Linked DNA regions of Homo sapiens: region 2 is linked to region 1. Evidence: chromatin loops called from intact Hi-C (ENCODE). Cell type or tissue: chondrocyte. All regions are shown on one strand. Links, peaks and the distances in the headings refer to the core of each region. The heading gives the core; the rest is flanking DNA. Region 1 holds the start of TRQ-CTG4-1 (tRNA-Gln (anticodon CTG) 4-1). Region 2 holds the start of NBPF11 (NBPF member 11).

Evidence for each region. A loop is a pair of places that touch in the nucleus more often than their neighbours do. Peaks named below come from ENCODE experiments on the same cell type or tissue, not always from the same donor. Only the 100,000 strongest peaks of a DNase experiment are listed, where the experiment ranks them.
Region 2: a loop joins it to region 1, with 3 times the contacts of the local background. A loop is called at or near these places in 2 of 110 quality-filtered maps.

What each region holds. Positions count from the first base shown.
Region 1 is chr1:148,259,621-148,268,862 of GRCh38, forward strand. TRQ-CTG4-1 (tRNA-Gln (anticodon CTG) 4-1) reads right to left here and starts at 5,559; the gene lies at 5,488-5,559. It also overlaps the pseudogene RNVU1-22. RefSeq lists enhancers at 3,872-4,531, 5,094-5,389, 5,194-5,853 and silencers at 5,151-5,336, 5,504-5,583. In chondrocyte, for the core only: no CTCF peak of the experiment used is centred there; a DNase peak (open chromatin) is centred at 3,709.
Region 2 is chr1:148,147,215-148,156,456 of GRCh38, forward strand. NBPF11 (NBPF member 11) reads right to left here and starts at 5,067. Exons shown (of 24, transcript NM_001385469.3): 1 at 4,536-5,067. LOC105371227 (a long non-coding RNA gene) reads left to right here and starts at 8,451. Exons shown (of 2, transcript XR_922068.4): 1 at 8,451-9,192. It also overlaps the pseudogene ABHD17AP1. RefSeq lists enhancers at 4,658-4,857, 4,878-4,987. In chondrocyte, for the core only: a CTCF peak has its summit at 4,897; DNase peaks (open chromatin) are centred at 2,059 and 5,077.

The sequences.
Region 1 (9,242 bases), core at 363-8,362:
AAGAGTCCAGGCTTGGGGGCCTATGCTTGTAATCCCAGCACTTTGAGGGGCTCAGGTGGGAGGATTGTTTGAGCGTAGGAATTTGGGACCATCCTGAGCAAGATAGTGAGACCCTGTCTCTAAACAAACAAACAAAACAAACAAACACAAACCAAAATTAGCCAGGCATAGTGGTGCATGTCTGTAGTCCCAGCTACTTGGGAGGCTGAGGTGGGAGGATTGCTTGAGAGAAGGAGGTTGAGGCTGCATTGAGCTGAGACTGCACCACTGAAATCTAGCCTGGGCAACATAGCAAGACCATGTCTTAAAAAAAAAAAAAAGAAAGAAAGAAAGAAAGACAAAAGAAAGAAAGAAATATTGCTGATAAAACTGTAGCCTCTTTCACAGCTCAAAAAAAAGCTATTCATTCACTGGCTAAGGTTGTACTAGATAATTGCATCACTTTAGATGACAAATATTTTCAAAGACACTATTAGCCTTATTTAAAAATGGGTAGAACCTAGGCTCAGTGGCTCACATCTGTAATCCCAGCACTTTGGGCAGTCGAGGTGGGTGGATCACCTGAGGTCAGGAGTTTGAGACAAGTCTGGCCAACATGGTGAAACCCCATCTCTACTAAAAATACAAAATTAGCTGGGTGCAGTGTCATGTGCCTGTAGTCCTAGCAACTTGAGAAGCTGTGGCAGGAGAATTGCTTGAACCCAGGAGGCAGAGGTTGCAGTGAACCAAGATCGTGGCACTGTACTCCAGCCTGGGAGACAGAGAGTCTGTCTCAAAATACAAAAACAAAACAAAACAAAACAAAAACAATGGGTACATACAGCAGCACTTACAAGAGTTCATAGAAGGAATTGTACATTGTCAACTGATAGTGTGGAGAGAGCAGCCCCCTGCCCACCTGGTTGTGATCTCTGCACAACGCTTGCCCACAACCACCTTCTCCACTTAGTACAATGCAGCCCAGAACACCAAGGGGAGAGCCCCAGCAGCAGCAGCCTCCGCAGCCCGCTTTAGATGATAGATTTAGCTGAGCAGGGAGGTGGATGTGTGGTGTTTACAACCTCTGGTTGCATATACATAAATAAATACTTCCCATGAAGTAGAACCTCATCTAGAAAAAATTAGAAGTCATTTGGCTACAAGAAATCATGAAAGAAGAACTGGGATGTGATGTTTTCCCTGATGTTTTTCGTTGGCTCCCTAATGGAATAGGTTCCCTTACTGTTCTGGCATACAGATTCTCTTTGTGATTCTCATTCTTGTGTGAATTATATGTGTACTATTCAAATAATTAATGCTATATATTTACTGCTTTACTTCTGAGAAAACTGATTTTATGGTATCTGAAGACTAGAAATGATTCAACAAGTGATAGCTGCAGACTTAACTAAGGTCTCTCTCTCCTCTTTTTTTTCTTTTCTTCTCTTTTTCTTTTTTTTCTACTCGGTGTCACCCTTTCAATTGGGCTTTTGGGTGCTCTTAAAAATTCCTCAGTGAGGCAGCTCCTTTCCTCCCCTGCCCTCAGCGTGGGAAAGACTATCTGGGAATGAGCCTTCCTGGCAAAGAGGGACACCTTGGCTGAGCTTTTGATCATCAGTGCTTTCAAGAAGAAAGATTTTTTAAAGAATTCTTATCTGAGGAATGTGAGCCACTTCACATGATCAGAGACACATTAAATCAAGACAGCAACCACTTTCTGCTTCCTTCCTTTTGAGCTATGTATTCAACTGTTGAAACTGTTTGCTATCACCCCAGTTAGCTGTAAATTAATCTAATAATGCCACACCAAACACTGTATCCCACACCCTATTACAACGGATAGCCAAGCTCTCATCAACACTATTTCTGAAAACCAATGAGAATTCCTGACAGCCACCTTTCCATCAGCTCATTGTGTGTCCCCCTTTTTGACCTTTAAAAACCTGTTTGTGACAAAGGCCAAAGGGAGCTCAGATCCAAGGTTCTTGGGGTGTGAGTCTTCCCGGCAGCTGCCTTCACTTTGGCTCAAGTAAACTCTAAATTATATTTTGTGCTTCAGGGTCTTTCTTTTAGGTCAACATGTTCAGCAACAGTAGAATAAATAAATAAGTTGGCCTATATTCATACAAAGGAATACGCACAGAAACAAATAACCACATGAATAACATGAAAAATTCATAGATGTAAGACTGAGTGAAAGAAGTCAAACCTATGCCTCTGCTCCTGAGACCGACTTTGCAAAAATTATAACTGGGACAATTATCACAGCAAAAGAGGTTTGACCTAACTGCTTCCATCTTTTTTCCAGCGTCCAAGCTGTCCTTGTTCATTCCTGGGCACAGGCCAAAATAACTTTGAGAGGAACTTAGTTTATGGTTTAGCTGTGAAACAAAGATGATAACAGCTCTTTCCCAAAACAAACCCCCTTCCTGCCTGGGGACTAGACTGCCTTTGCAGGACTAACAAATTAGTCACAAGATTAGAAATGATGGTTTAGAAGTCATGCAGCCTCCAGCTTATAAGATTCTAAACCTCCCCAAATTGTTCCTGGGGATCACATCAGCATTGTAAAACCTAAGATCAGTGCGTGAGGTATTTTGTAGTCCTGCACTCGATGCATCAGCTAGCACCACCCAGATGGATAAACCAGCTCATCTGATCTTGTGGCCCCCACCCAGGAACTGACCCAGCTCAAGAGCATGCTTTAACTCCCTGTAAGTTCATCTCTGACCTGACCAATCAGAACTCCCAACTCACTGGCCCCCAACCACCAAATTATCCTTAAAAACTCTGGTCCTAGAATGCTCAGGAAGACTGATTTGAGTAATAATAAAACTCTGATCTCCCACACAGCTGGCTCTGGGTAAATAACTTTCTTTATTGCAATTCCCCTGTCTTGATAAATTGGTTCTGTCTAGGCAGCAGGCAACGTGAACCCATTGGGCAGTTATATTCCCACAAAACCCACTACACACTTTATGATTTGATTTATATGAAAGCAAAGGACAGGAAAAACTCGCCTGATAGATTTGGAGTCTGTGGAGTATTGTCAGAGTTTGGGGTTGTATTCTACAGATTAAAAGTAATCAGTTGAGCACCTCAAAATTTCCCCCCAATTTTTTTTTCTCCAAATTTGGACCACCTTGTTTCTCTCTTTGCAGAATATAAAGTGCTAACATGAGGTTAAGTGCTAAGGTCTAGAGAAGGTGGAAGAGATGACAAACTCCAGCACCATGCCTGCGTGTCCAGCGTGCTCTGCTGGGACAGCATATTTGTACATTGCTGTATTTGAAAAAACCCTACAAGATTCATGAAATTGGACCACTGTCCTTATAACACTACTAGTGGTAAAACAAGTAAGGATGGCTGGTTTGCAGTCATCTGAGCAGCATCTCTAGTTTCATAGATATGGTTTCTCTCTGATACTGAACGGCTTCCAATTTCAAGTAGAATGCTACATCAGAAGAATAACGATGGGAAGAGAACCGGTTTCTTGTGTAATCCAACATGTTTTAGTCTGCGCATTACAAACCATTATTTGAAGAAGGGTGGACAGGCTCTGGTAGCATGTTAGTCGGCTGAGTGGCGGAAGATGGGGCGGGAAAGTTGACGGAGACGGGAAAGGCGCTGTCGGTGACATCACGGATAGGGCGACTTCTATGTAGATGAGGCAGCGCAGGGGCCGCTGCTTCTCCACCTGCTGCTTCGCCACGAAGGAGTTCCGTGCTGTGGGAGCGAGTCCAGGACAGCTGGTCGGACCTCAGAGTCCCAGCTGTGTGTCAGGGCTAGGAGGGCTCGGGGACGCGCGGGGCAAGTGACCGTGCGTGTAAAGGTTGAGGCGTATGGAGCTGTGGCGGGGCGGAGGTGTGCAAATCCGTAGTTACCTGGGAGGGAAGATAGTATTGTGAAGATCGTTTTTCCAGAGTGAGGTTTTTTCTATTGTGTGTACTGATTCTTGCGATTTTCCTAAATGTAGGAAATTCCACTGCATAATTTGTGGTAGTGGGGGGGGCTGCGTTAGTGAATTCCGCTGAGATACTGCAGTGCAAAACGTGAGCTCTACGCGAAGGGCTACTCTTAGTTTCTATGGGTTTGTAGCTTTGACGGCATGTTAAGTGTCGTCCTTACTGTCTCAAGCGTGAGAAACAGAAAGTATCGCGTTACGGTCCTCTCCGCCGCTGTCGTGAGCTTATTTAACACAAACTAAGTGGCCGCAGGGCTCTTCCCCAACCTTTCTATGTGGGGCTGCTTTTTGCAGACTTTGCTTCATGGTCTCCAGTCTCTTGGGTTCTCTGTGAAAACCTTCGTGTTTTTTCGTAGCCTCCAGAGTCACCCTTCACACAGCCTCTGCTTCTAACCGCAGCCCCCGCAGTAGTTTGTAGGATTTCTGTGCTAGCAGGGAATGTGTTCTCACCTCCTAGAGCCAGGTAGAAACTCTACGCAGACGGGTGCTGTTCTTTGGGATGAGAGCAGTGTCCCCGTTCCGTTGTAGACACAACACGCTTGCTTTCTGTAGGGGAACGGCTCTCCCCGCGCCCAGGTGCCCTTGCTTATATTAACCAAGGCCCGTAGGTCGGAATCGCAGTCTCACCTGTCGGCAGAATGTGCTGCGATCTACCCCAACTACCCGAACTACCCAGCAATAAAATGGGACACATTACGGAAACATGAGATAAAATGGATCATCTCAAAAACATTATGCCGAGTGATGAAAAGAGTGCATCCTGTGTGGCGCCATCAAGGTGAATTTCTAGAACAGGTAAAACTAACCTGTATAGTGATAGAAAATACATCATTGATTGCTGGGGTAGGGGGAGGGCGGGACTGACTGCAAGGGCACAGGAGGACCTTTTAAAGTAATAAACACGTCATCAAACTTGAAATGGATGCTTTTATATATGCTTTTATATATTTTTAATATATTTTTAAAATGTATAATTATATTTAATATATAATTTTTATATATTTTAAATATATACAATATATATTTTTATTATTTTATAATTTTTTCAGGTATATATATCCTTCTTTATTATTTTTCCTTCTTTTTCCTTTTGTAGGGCCTGTGGGGGGACAGTCTAGCTAAAATATACATTCTTCTCTCTGTAGATATACCACAAGACCATGAGTCAAGTGTTGCCCGAATGTCCGAGGCCCAGGTCGCCCTGAGAAGGGGTGGGGACTTCCTGGGTCGCTGGGTCCCTGGCGGGGGGGGTCCGGGCCTCCGATTGCACGGGGCTAGGAGGCTCGCCCAGGAAGGGGACCCTGCAGGCTCGGTGATCCCAACAGGATGATTCAGCAATTTCCCCGTGGTCCGGGCCACTGTGATAACTCGGTTTCTGGGACCCCGAACACCGAAGAGGGAGACGAAGAGGGTGACATCGCGAGGCTGAGACAGCGGGAGCAGAAGGGACACCGAGACCTGCAGCGCAGAGCTTCTGAACATCAGCGGAATCTCCATTCCATTTAGGAAGTAAAACACGGCCTTACCATGCCAATGAAACACAAAGGTTCCACCGAGACTCGAACTCGGATCGCTGGATTCAGAGTCCAGAGTGCTTACCATTACACCATGGAACCATGCAACATAAAGTTGTTAAAGGTGTCTGAATTAGTTCCCACCCACCCATGTTAAGGCATTTCTTTAGATTCCACAAGCAACACTTAAGGTAGGTGGACCTGCAGGAAGGAGCCATCCTTCTTGCTTTCTCTCTGCCCTCTCCGTTGATCGACTTCTGTCATTTCATTTGCACCCCGGAAAAAGAGGCAAAATCCACTGTGGGTTTAGGGCCAGAGAAGAGCCCTTGAAGCCTCGGTCATAGAGTTTCCTGTGCCGAGGTGAAATTCCTTCCTTCCCTTCCCCTCCCTCCCTCCCTTCCTCCCTCCCTCCCTCCCTCCCTCCCTCCCTCCCTCCCTTCCTTCCTTCCTTCCTTCCTTCCTTCATTCCTTCTTTCCTTTCTCTCTCTCTCTTTCTTTCTTTCATTCAAGCTTCGGTGGCAGAGTTTCCTGTGCCGAGATTAACTTCCCTTCCCTTCCCTCCCCTCCCCTCCCCTCCCTTCCCTTCCCTTCCTCTCTTTTCATTGAGACAGAGTCTCCTTCTGTTGCTCAGACTGGAGTGCAATGCAGTGGCAGTGGGTGATCTCCCCTCACTGCAACCTCCATCTGTCGGGTTCAAGTGATTGTAATCCCCAGTGGCTGGGATTACAAGCATGGGCCACCATGTCCGGCTAATTTTTGTATATTTGGTAGAGATGAGGTTTTGCCATGTTGGCCAGGCTGGTCTCAAACTCTTGACCTCAAGTGATTCGCCCGCCTTGGCCTCCGGAAGTGCTGGGATTACAGGCGTGAGCCACCGCACCCAGCCCGGAGATGAAATATCTGCAAAATTTCTGTTATTTTCTTTATGCTTTCCCTCTTTTCCATTTGCCCAAGGAGGCCAGATGATTGTCAAAACAGGACGTGGGACTTCCTGGGCACCTTGCCCCCTTCCTCCCTGTAGTATATAACAGAAGACAGCAATCAAGTGAGATTGGGAAGCAGGGAATCCTTTATTTTTTTATTCATATACTTCTATGTTTGTTTGGTTGGTTGGTTTTAACAAAATTTTCTCACCAGAAATGGAGATTTGTTGGATTTAAAATAAAAGCAATCAGCCATGTTTTACATTTCTGTAAAACACTCAAACCAGGCCATACTCTCCTATTTTGACTCAAAATCAGCCATATACTGTCCAGGTCAGGAGGCAGGCCCCTGACATTTAAGCACAGTGTGTTTTCTCAGAATTGGCCAAGTTGATGCCATTCCAGTTTCTCAATATATCATGACCCATTAATTTCAGTCTTTAAAAGTAAACACGTATTGTTACTGAAAGCCCAGGAATTCGGTCTAGGCCCTGCTGCTCAGCTCACAGAAAGCCAATCATTAAGACATTGAGTATTGCTGAGGAAGAAGGCTTTAATTGGGTGTTGCAGCTGAGGAGATGGGAGATCAGTCTTAAATCAATCTCCCTGATCAACTAAAGTGAGGGGTTTATGTAGCAGGGAAGAACTGTAACTGTGGGTGGGAAAAGAGGAACTAGGGAAGGGTGAGGAAGCACTCATGATGAGTGAGGGGTCTGGCATCTCATTGTCTGGAGGCTGTCATCTGCTGAGTTTCAGGTCTATGACGCTTTTTGAGAGGCCTGAGAGGCCTTTGCTGAGGAAGGAACTCAGATAAAACAAATGTCCTAAGTTTCAAGCTTTAAGACCAGAAGGGTCCATTTCTATGTCTATCCAAAAACACTGTCTGTGGGACTCTTGGGTTGATTTCAGTCCCCACTTTCTATTTGTCAGTTCCTCAATCATGGGGAATCTGATCATCCATCTTTCTGGCTGCATCATGTGGAGGAGGGGCATCCTGAGCAGCTTCACACCATGGGTGACTGCATGGCCACCCAGGAATCAAACATTCATCTAATACTGTAGTTTCTCCTGAAACACAATCTTCCTCTGTCCAGTTCCCCATTTCCACTAAAGACAAAACACAGCAGGACCAACCTAAAGAAGCTTCAGTCCAATATACTTGGCCTGATTACCCACACAAAGTGCAGCAAGAATCCTTGTTCATACAGGCTCTCCTAAATAGGCTTTGCTGGAATATTTCACAACGCCATTTCAGGCAAAGCCCTGGGAAAATTACCAATTCCTCCACCTGTGTCCTGTTATAAAAGAAAACAGAATCTTATTGAACTTATGCAAACAAACACATTGTCATGAGTTAAGAATATTCAGTTTACAAATTCTGTGGAAATTCGGCAGACAGAGAAAAATATGCCTCAAATTCTGTTTAGAAGACTATTCTACTCAATTGTTGCAGGCTATAAATAGCTCAAAAGGAAACAAGTTCTCCAGACTCTGAAGAATCAACAATGTTTGAAACAAACAAAGGCCATAAAAACTTATTTCAGTCCTCCATTAGTTTGATCCATGCAATCAACTCGTGCTCTGTCATATTCAGCTAGCAATCTCTATGAACACATCAGTCTTTCTATTAGTGCCCTGGAAATTTTCTCTTAAGTTCAATGGCACAATCTCCAAAGTTATCAGAAACCTGCATCCAAGAGTCCTTTTCATGGACTTCCCCAAAGAAGCAACGCCTGGAATGTAACTGATTATAAGTCACTTTTTAAGAAGAATCAAAGCAAAACAACAATTGTGGATGACAAAAGCCTTAAGACAACCATGGTTATAGATACAATTGACAAGGGAATTCTGTTGCTTCTGTGGCACACAACAATTTAACATAATAATCATAATTATTACTGACAGCATAGCAGAACTCTAGGAATCTCATACAATCCTGGAACACACATTAACAACACATCTGTGTCAATAGAACCCAAAGGAAGTGAAACACCACCTCAGATATGACAATGCTTCTTGCATAATTCTACATAACAAATAAGCCTAAGAAGCCTAATATATCTCTCTTGGACTTCAAGAACCTAATATCCAAAAAGTTAATTTGAGGCCCAAAAGGCTGAATTTAGAAATTTTACTCTTAGAAATTTTGCCAGATATCAAAGTTTTGAGACACTTGACATCACAAAATAGGATCACAGATCACCTTAGAATAGTCAGTCATTCAGCCAAAATGATAAAACAAAAATGTTCACCCTTTGATACAAAGGAGGCTGAGTTTTCTAAACAGTAAGAACTAATGAAGACATGAGGCCAACTCTATCCGTCTCTCCCTTTCATTGTTTTGCCTTGCAGTTTACTTTGAAAGTAAACAAAAATATTTTATGTATTATTAATACTGCACAAACATTTTGATCAAAAGAGAAAACCAAATTTTACCTTTGTGTGGTGTATTAAAATGTTAAAGCTAATTTTAGTAAAACCTTATACACAAATTTAATTATAATCAGTTTGAACATGAGGTAAGAGTTCCAAAAACCTTTCATAACCTTTTATACTTTTGTATTAAAGAGTAGATAAATGCTGTAGAAAACCCTGATATTGCAATACACGGGCCCAGATGCTGGCCTTGCATCAGTGTGTTTCTGAGTGTAATGTCTAATTTATAGAAAATCTCTGAATTTGAGAGGCCAGAGGGCCAGAGTGCGTGGATCACTTGAACTTAGGAGTTTGAGTCTAGCCTGGGCAATATGGTGAAACATTGTGTCTACGAAAAAAAAAAAAAAAAAAAAGAAAAGAAAAGAAAGAAAGGGAAAGAAAAGAAAGTCTCTCAACTAAACTTATCCCTCAAATTCCAGCCTTACA
Region 2 (9,242 bases), core at 739-8,738, 110 kb before region 1:
GCCACCTGGCGGGAGGGAGTGGGTGGTGGTCTGGGGGTCTGTGCACGTGTGGCTGGGAGCCCATCGGCTGAGGCAGCACTTGGGGCCAAGTGAGGCGAGGCTGCTGCATCCAGGTCCGGAGGACTGGCCCATGAGGCCCTGTGGCTGCGGAGCTTGGCCATCCTGGGGCAGGGCCTACAGGGTAAGGTGCAGACCCGCAGCACACATCCGAGGTCTGGGCCAGCCTCGATTCCAGATCCAGCCCTCCTAGTCATCCACGTCCCCAGCCCTGTGCTTGCCTGGGCCCTTCACCGGTGTTTGAGCAGCGCCCGGGCCAGTGCTGCTTTGGACGAGGAGACCCGGCTGGGCCTCTGGTGGCTTTTCCTGCTCGCCATCCACTGGGCCTGTCTCGTCCTGGCCCTGCCCAGCCCACTGGTCTGACCTGCTCCCGCAGGGACCAGGCACAGCTCTGAGAAGTCAGAGGCCCTAGGGAGGTGGGGTCGTCGTTGCCTTGGTGATATGCAGGCAGTCCCTGCTGTGGGCCTGGGAGCTGGTCCCCTGGCACCACCCTGGCTCCAGGGGCCTCCCGGCAGTTGTGGGACGCTGACACCAATCACCACTTCATGCGGCTTCCTCGGCCCCTCCTGTCTCTACTGCCTGGGCCACTGGCAGAGTCACACCTGCCATGGCCAGCTCTGAGCTCTGTCTGCTCGGCCATCTGTCCTGCTGCCCCTTTGTCCTGCAGGAACCTAGGCCCAGAGCCATGAGGGGGAGGCCAGAGCGTGCCCAGGGCCTCCACTGGGGATGTGTCCCGTTCGTTTGAGTGGTGACATCCAGGTGGCAGCTGGGGGCTCCTGCCTGTAGCAGGTGGCAGGGCTGGGCTGGCTCAGCACACTACTGACCATGGCTGCCAGGGAGCAGGCCGGGGAGGCCGAGGCAGAGCTGGGGCCACAGGCACCAGCCAGGCAGCATCCTTTGGGGCATGGGTGAGTGGCGAGCTGTGGAGTGCTGCCAGGAGGCTGGGATTCCAGGCCAGGGACGGGGACAGCCCTGCTGGTGGAGTCCGAATGCCAGGCAGAGGGGACGCACACCTGCCCATGCTCCTGCCTTGCAAGAGGGCGTCTGCCTGGGATCAGAGCCTAGAGCGTGTGGGAGGAGAGTTGTGGGGTCCCGGCATGGGCAGGGTGGCAGGTGGGTCCCGCGTGCTTGGGACTGGGCACGAGGAGGCCTTGTAACTGGTGCTGGATCAGCTGGGTCAGGGGCCGCACACCAATGACCTGGGGGTGAGGGTGCCCCTGGGTGGGAGCTGGTGGTGCTGAGGTGGCCGAGGACTTGTCCACTCCCAAGGGAAGGTGCTGGTGGGAGGGGGTGCCACCTCCGCAGCCACCACCCTCGATGCTGACCTGGGTTGCACTGGCATCTCACTGGGCGTGGGGACTCCGAGAGTCCAAAATTGGGTGGAGACATTTGGGGACACAGCTGCCTGAATTCCTCATGGCCAAGGGGGTGGGCAAGGGCTGCAGGGAGGAAGAGTGTCCGCTGTCCTGGCCAGTGCACCAGGAACGGCTTTCTAACCCGGGCAGGAAGGTATGAAGCATTCAGGATGTGGGGGCCACACAGTTCCCAGTGTGCACCTAGGGGTGACCAGGAGGAGGAGAGGCGCCAGGGCCTCCCTTACCCCCGCCCCAGGGGCACTCCGTAGGCAGGATCCCTGCAGATCCTAGCTAGGAAACGCCAGTGAACGGCAGCGCAGGGAACGGGGCGGGGCCGCTGGCTTCGCCCACCGCCACGGTGTTGGGGGCTGGGGGTGGCCCTCGGGACTGGTGTGGAGCCTGAGCCTGACCCACTGACTTGGCTGAGTGGGGAGACTGGAGGGTCGCATCCGGAGCTGGGCCCGGGGACGCCCGCTGGTGGGAAGGGTGCGCGCGCGTTGGAGGCCGCGGCTGACCCTGCTCCGGCGCCGCCAGGTACGGCATCAGCCCGGACAGCATCATCCTGTACGGGCAGAGCATCGGCACGGTGCCCACCATGGACCTGGCCTCGCGCTACGAGTGTGCCGCGGTGGTGCTGCACTCGCCGCTCACCTCGGGCATGCGCGTCGCCTTCCGCGACACCAAGAAGACCTACTGCTTCGACGCCTTCCCTAACATCGAGAAGGTGTCCAAGATCACGTCTCCCGTGCTCATCATCCACGGCAGGGAGGACGAGGTGATCGACTTCTCGCACGGGCTGGCGCTCTACGAGCGCTGCCCCAAGGCGGTGGAGCCGCTGTGGGTGGAGGGCGCCGGGCACAACGACATCGAGCTCTACAGCCAGTACCTGGAGCGCCTGCGTCGCTTCATCTCCCAGGAGCTGCCCAGCCAGCGCGCCTAGCGGCGGCCCCAACCAGCCGGACCTCAGCAATAAGGCGGCCCCCGGACCTCACCCCGCGCCGGCCCCCACCCAGGGGCTGCATGTGGACCCCCCCGGGCGGCCCAGGGGACCCCGCCCCGACCCAGGGGCTGTGGACGATGTACAGGCAACAGAGCTACGCACTCCTTTCCTTTTGGAAGCAAGAAGAAAATACGTGAAAACGGAAATTAAAGATTTAAAATTAAAAAAAAAAAAAAGATTTAACAGGCACTTCATAAAAGAGGACATATAAATGGCAATAAAAGATACTCAATCTCAATACCAGGAAAATGGAAGTTGAAACCGCATTGATATATTACTGCACCTCTACGAGAATAACAAAATAATTTTTAACTGACAAGCATCAGCAAGGATGTGGGGTAACTGGAATATTCCCTGCTAACTGATAAAACACTTTGGGAAAATGTTCAGCCATATGTAATACTAAAGTTTTATCATTCATATAGCTCTAAAACCAACAATGCCACTTCTACATATATACCCCAATATAGTAATGTTCTATTTCTTAATCTGTGGTGGTTCATTTAGTAAAAACACATGACCTGTACTTTTTTTTTTTTTTTTGAGGCAGGGTTGCACTCTGCCATCCAGGCCAGAGTGCACTGGCACGATCACTGCTCACTGCAATCTCAACCTCCCAGGCTCTGTTGACCACACACAGCTAATTTTTGTATTTTTAGTAGAGATGGCATTTTGCCACGTTGCCCAGGCTGGTCTGGAACTCCTGGGCTCAAGTGATCCGCCCACCTTGGCCTCCCGAAATGCTGGAATTACAGGTGTGATCTACCACGCCCAGATCACCTGCACGTTTAAAATTGTGAACTTCTTCTGTATACTTCAGTAACTTTTCGAAGATTTCTTTGACACAAAGTTCTCAGAAATCTTAAAGCTAGCATTTTAGAATAGAAAAAAAAAAGAGCTTTTGGTTCACTGGTGAAATTTTACTAATTAAATTTAAAAACAAAAAGAAAGCTATTAATGCATAACAGCTCAGAACAAAGATTAAAAACCACCAGCACATCAGTTTTCCTTAACTTCGTGAAGCACTGGTATTCATTCTTTCGGCAAAGAAAGGATGAACAACACTGTAACTCAAAGAAAAGATACCACTGCAAGAAAAGGCTTTTTTTTTTTTTTTTAGAGGGAGTCTCGCTCTGTCACCCAGGCTGGAGTGCAGTGACAAGATATCTCCGCTCACTGCAACCTCCGCCTCCCAGGTTCAAGCGAGTCTCCTGCCTCAGCCTCCCGAGTAGCTGGGACTACAGGCACCTGCCACCATGCCCGGCTAATTTTTTGTATTTTCAGTAGAGACGGGGTTTCACTGTGTTAGCCAGGATGGTCTCAATCTCCTGACCTCATGATCCGCCCGCGTCGGCCTCTTAAAGTGCTTCTTTTCGAAAGCAGCTCCACCAGCAAAAGGTAGGAGGAAAGCGAGGAAACCATTCCTCGCTTGGTTAACTCTTGGGTGAAAGGACGCCAAATGAGATGATCTAAGAAGCCTCAAAGAAAGACAGACAGGCACAGAAAAATCACAGCAACTCTTTGGACTGCAAACACCAACACCACAGTCCAACCTACCAGAAATCCTGTGGTTAATTGGAGGCTTGCCCCGCTAGTCATGAGATGATTCAGTGATCGCTACAAACGCTCCTCACATGCATCCTGGACCTGGCACACCTGGCTTGCCCATCACCAGCCTGGAGACACCGCCAGGAGCAGAATCCCGGAGGCCAATAAAGACCCCAACTTTGCAAGTCAGGGGCGCGAGCGCTCTTGCCCCTCAAGTTCCCAGAAAGAACGGCCTCGAGGGTGGGGTGCGAAGTCAGTGTGCTCCACAGGACTTCCGAAGACGTGCCCCCGAAGCTGCTCCGTCCCTCCACCCCCTGGGATGCCACAGAACACCTGCCAGGGAGTTTCTTCCCCAGCGCCCACGAGAGGAGGGCTGCGGGCTGCAGCGGCAGGCGAGGAATCAAGCGCAGGGAACTTAGGCCCCGGCGGAGCCCTGCGGAGCCCGGCAGTGCCCGGCGCAACCGCCCCGCTCGCCTAACAAAACTTGCGGCGGCCCAGCCCGCCGCGCCTCAGCCCAGCTGTGAGCCCGCAGGTCCCAGACTCACCTCCCGCCCGGCCTGGCGCGGCGCCCTCACCTCCGGAACGCTGGGTGGACTTCGCAGTAAACTTGAACTTCCCATCCAGGCTGCAGCCGTGCCGCCGTACCTCGGCCCCGCTCCTGGCGCCGCAGGTCGCCCGTCCCGCGTTCCCAAAATCACCAGGCTCACTCAGAAGCTCAGGCAGCCTCGCGACCCTCACCTACCCCTCCCAGCACCGCCGCTATCTCCACCGCCGCCCAGCAACTTGCTTGCGGCCCGCTGGCTCCTCAGGGTCCGGATGGGCCGTGTCAGGAGAGCCCAAGGCACAGGCGCAGCTGGGCCTTAAAGGGACCCGGCTGCCTCTACCGCACAGCGGGTTCGGGCCGCGGGCCGAGAAAAGGAGTAATGGAGGACAGAGCGCAGCGGGGACGGGAAAATCCCTCTCTCCCCTCCGCCTCTCTTTCAAAGCACCAGCCCTTGACCCTGCAATTCGCTGATTTCCCCGGCCACTTGAACCGCCCCTGCCAGGTTAAAGAGGCGGGAGACACACCCCCTCGGAAGCCCGGAGCTACCCCGCGTTTAGGACTGCAGGCTTCGCGCTGCCGCACCGCCCCATAGTCTGACTTCCGGGCTCGGCCCGCGGCGCAGACGCACAGGAGTCGGAAGGCAGCCCCCAGCTCCCGCGAGAGGTGGCCTTAGGTCACTCGCAAAAACAATAACCAACGTGTCAATGGCACTTGTATTTATTTTCTAATTTAAATTTATAACAGATTTCGCAGATGGGCTTCCACTGAAATAAGCCTTTGAGAAAAAGAAAAACTTTTTTTTTAACAAGATTAGGAAATACCAAGAAATATGAAGTAAAGCCATGCCATCTACCCAGCTAAAAACTTTGAAAACTTGAAATTTTATCTAAGGCAAATGTTTGCATAATTTTAAGTCGTGCCATTATTTAAAGTCAATTTCAATTAACAATTGCATTGCAACTAAATACATCTTCTATAAGAAAACTAAGATACATCCCTGATAATCTACCTTTCCCCTCCTATATTCCGTCCATCAGCAAATCCTACTGGTTTTTACCTTCCAAATTTTCCTTGAATCTGTCCTCTTCTACCTCCTCCATCACCACCCTAGTCTAGGCTACCTTCACCTGGGGAGTGGGGGTGGAGGGACTACTGACCTAGTCTCCTTGTGGTTTACCCATATCCCCTTTATCGCCTCTCTAATCTCAACACAACAGGCAGAGTGGCTTTTTCAAAATGTAATGTGACCCTGTCACTTCCCAGCCCAAACCACTTAAACACCTTCCCGTTCTCTTAGACAAAACCTCCTAACTAACCAAGCCCTGAATGGCCAGGCGCTTTGCCCACCTCTCCATGTCTTCTTACAGGTCAGACCAATTCCATCCTGCTCTCTCTGCTTCAGCCAAACTGGCCTCTTTTATTCCCTATTTACTCAGCTTCCTGGACTCCACAGAGCTTTTGCTCATGCTTTGCTCTGTGCCTGAAGATTCTTCCAACCCTCATCCTTCTGACGACAGCTGTAGTCTCCACCTCTGAGAGGCAACTTCTGACCTCCCTACGGTGGTCCCTTACTCCCATCACATTGCATAAAACTGTAATCAAGTGGTTATGTTGGGGAATCTACCATCAGCTCCGTAAGTCCAGGATTTGGTTTTGTTTGGCTCATGGTTGTATTTCCACATTTGTGAAATACATATTTGTTCCTAAATGAGAACGATAGATGCTAGAAGTTGAAGTAAATTTGGCATAAAGTCAGAGAAAGGTAAAATGTCACAATCTGATATTTGGAGGCAGAATCTAAAAACTTCAGTTATATTAAAACTGATTTTATATCGTTTTAGGCTGGATTGTTGCAGGGACTCTTTGGGTAATCTTTAAAACTGAGTTCTCAGAGAGCCTTGTATAAACACCTGAATTAATAATGATAGCCCTGGGATGGTCCACATAAAACGAATAACATTGGTTGCTTCAAGAGAGGAAGAGCGAGCCAGGCACAGTGGCTCATGCCTGTAATCCAAGCACTTTGGGAGGCCAAGGCTGACAGATCATTTGAGCTCAGGAGTTTGAGACTAGCCTGGGCAACTTGGTGAGACCCTGTCTCTACACAAAATACAAGCAAAATTAGCTGGTAGTCCCAAACACCTGTAGTCCCAGCTGTGTGGGAGGCTGAGGTGGGAGGATTGCTTGAGCCCAGAAGGTTGAGAGGCTGCAGTGAGCCATGATCATGCCACTGCACTTCAGCCTGGATGACAGAGCAAGATCCTGTCAAAAAAAAAAAAAAAAGAGAGAGAGAGAAAGAAAGACTCTTGACTGGTGGCTACTGGTGGGAAAGAGGTTTTTACTACATCCCCAATTGGACCTTTTTATTTTAAAGTATGTGAAGATAAATAAATGACACAAAAGAGTGCATACCATCCCATTTATTTGAAATTCCAGAAAAGGCAAAATTAATCTGTGGTGAAAAAATCATAACAGCAGTTCCTTCTAACAGGATATTGACTGGGAAGGCACACAAGAGAAATTTCTGGGTGCTAAAAATGGTCTGTCTTGATAGGGGTAGGAATTACAAAAAATTCAGTTAACATTTCAATGAATGTAAATTTTATCTTAAAAACTATAAAAATAATTTAAAATTTAAAATCTAGTAGCTAACACCTAGTTGAGCGCTCAGTGTCTATGGGTATTGGCCAAAGCTATACATACACAATTTTGTTTAGTCCTCATACTGTCTTCACGAGGTAGGTATTATTATCATAACCCCCTTGCATATGAAGAAGCCCAAATTTAGTAAATACTAAATAACTTTCCTTAATTTATACCCCCTGGAAAATGGGGGAAGAGCTTTGACTACCGTCAGTCAAATGCCATAAGTTATTAAATATTAGACCCTATAGCACTTCTCTGAAATTGTAATATTTTTGGTATATATATATATAACTCATCTACTAGATCAAGAGCTTCACAATGATTGAAATCATAGTTTGCTTTTTGTTTGAGGTTTATGGGTTTATTTTATGTTATTATTTTAAAGACTGGGTCTTGGCTGGGCACGGTGGCTCACGCCTGTAATCCCAGCACTTTGGGAGGCCAAGGTGGGTGGATCACTTGAGGTTAGGAGTTCGAGACCAGCCTGGCCAACATGGTGAAACACCATCTCTACTAAAAATGCAAAATTAGCTGAGTGTGGTGGCGCATGCCTGTAATCCCAGTTACTTGGGAGGCTGAGGCAGGAGAATCACTTGAACCCGGGAGGTGGAGGTTGCAGTGAGGCAAGCTTGTGCCACTGAACTCCAGCCTGGGCCACAGAGTAAGACTCCATTTCAGAAAAAAAAAAAAAAAAAAAAAAAAAGACTGAGTCTCACTATGTTGCCCAGGCTGCACTTGGACTGTTGAATTCAAGCCATCCTCCTGCCTAGGCGTCTTGAGTAGCTGGGACTACAGGCACACACTATCACGCCCAATATTTTTGTCTTAAGTTTCTAAGGAGTCCCAACACTGCACAGTAGCTGTTCAATACATTTTGAGTGAATGATTAAAAACAAGCTTGGTGTTGATTTTATTGGTACAATTTATATTTACATATGTAATGTTTATATTATATGCTTTTTATATATTTATATGTGTGTATGTATATAATTGGCACCAACGTAGCATTGCTGTGCTTAAGTGCCTGAGATGTATCTCAAATGAATAGACCTGAGGAGAGAAGCTTGTGTCATTAGCTCTGACCCTGCAGCACTAATCCTGGTTTACCCCTTTATTTCACTCACCCTGAGCACATCAATTAATTTGGTGAAAGAGCTTACACTTTAAGTGTAAGCTTAACATCTCACTGAAATAGTTCATTCCAAAGAAAGAGCTAATTCTAACCTCTCACAAGTGCTTGAGCATTTGCATAAGTGAAATTTCACTGTGTGAGTTTCACCCAACACCACCTCTGCTCCAGCTCCTGCTACTCTGCTGCTCATACTGTGGAACTCCACAGGTGGAGTAGAAGATCATCAGAGAGAGTTTTATTTGCAGTAAATTTGGTGTGCAACAGGCCAAGCAACGAGGAGTCAAGGTGAGGCAGAAGAACAGCAGAGGGAAGTGGAAGTTGGATAAAGGGTGAACTGAGTAGGAGCGGAAGCAGGATAAAGAGGTGGGTGAGCAAGAAGCAAGATAAGCAGAAGTTGAGCAGCGAAAACAAAAGTGAGATGGAGTAGTGAGTAAAAGTTTATGGCTGGCAGGATCCAGAACAAACCAGTAAAAGGCATGCATATGACAGAGAAAAAGTAGCCTTAAAATGACCCCGTATGATAATCAGCTCATTAAAGCTAATGCATATGGACTGCATATCATGGGTGTACTTAAAATTATGGGATGGAGGTGATGCGGAAGCACACAGGGGCCAAGTAACTAAGCAACCCACCTATCAATCAGAAGGCACATGCTGGGTAGAGATTAGGCAGCCCCAGGAAGAGGAGAAAAAAGAAAAAAAAAAAAACATGTAAAAAGACCCAAAGCCCAAAGTTCACCAAACTGACGCTGATCTCATTTTGCAGAAGTCAGCCCGTTCTCCCCTCTCTGAGAGTGTTACTGTGCTTAATAAGTCTCTTGCTGCTTTGCTACATGTGTGTGTGTCACTTCCAATTCTTTGTTAAAGACACCAAGAACCTGGGACTTCACAACACCAGCCGGTAACAAAGGTATGTAAGCTTGGGAGGGAGGAAAGAAAGAAGGGAGCAAGAGGAGATTC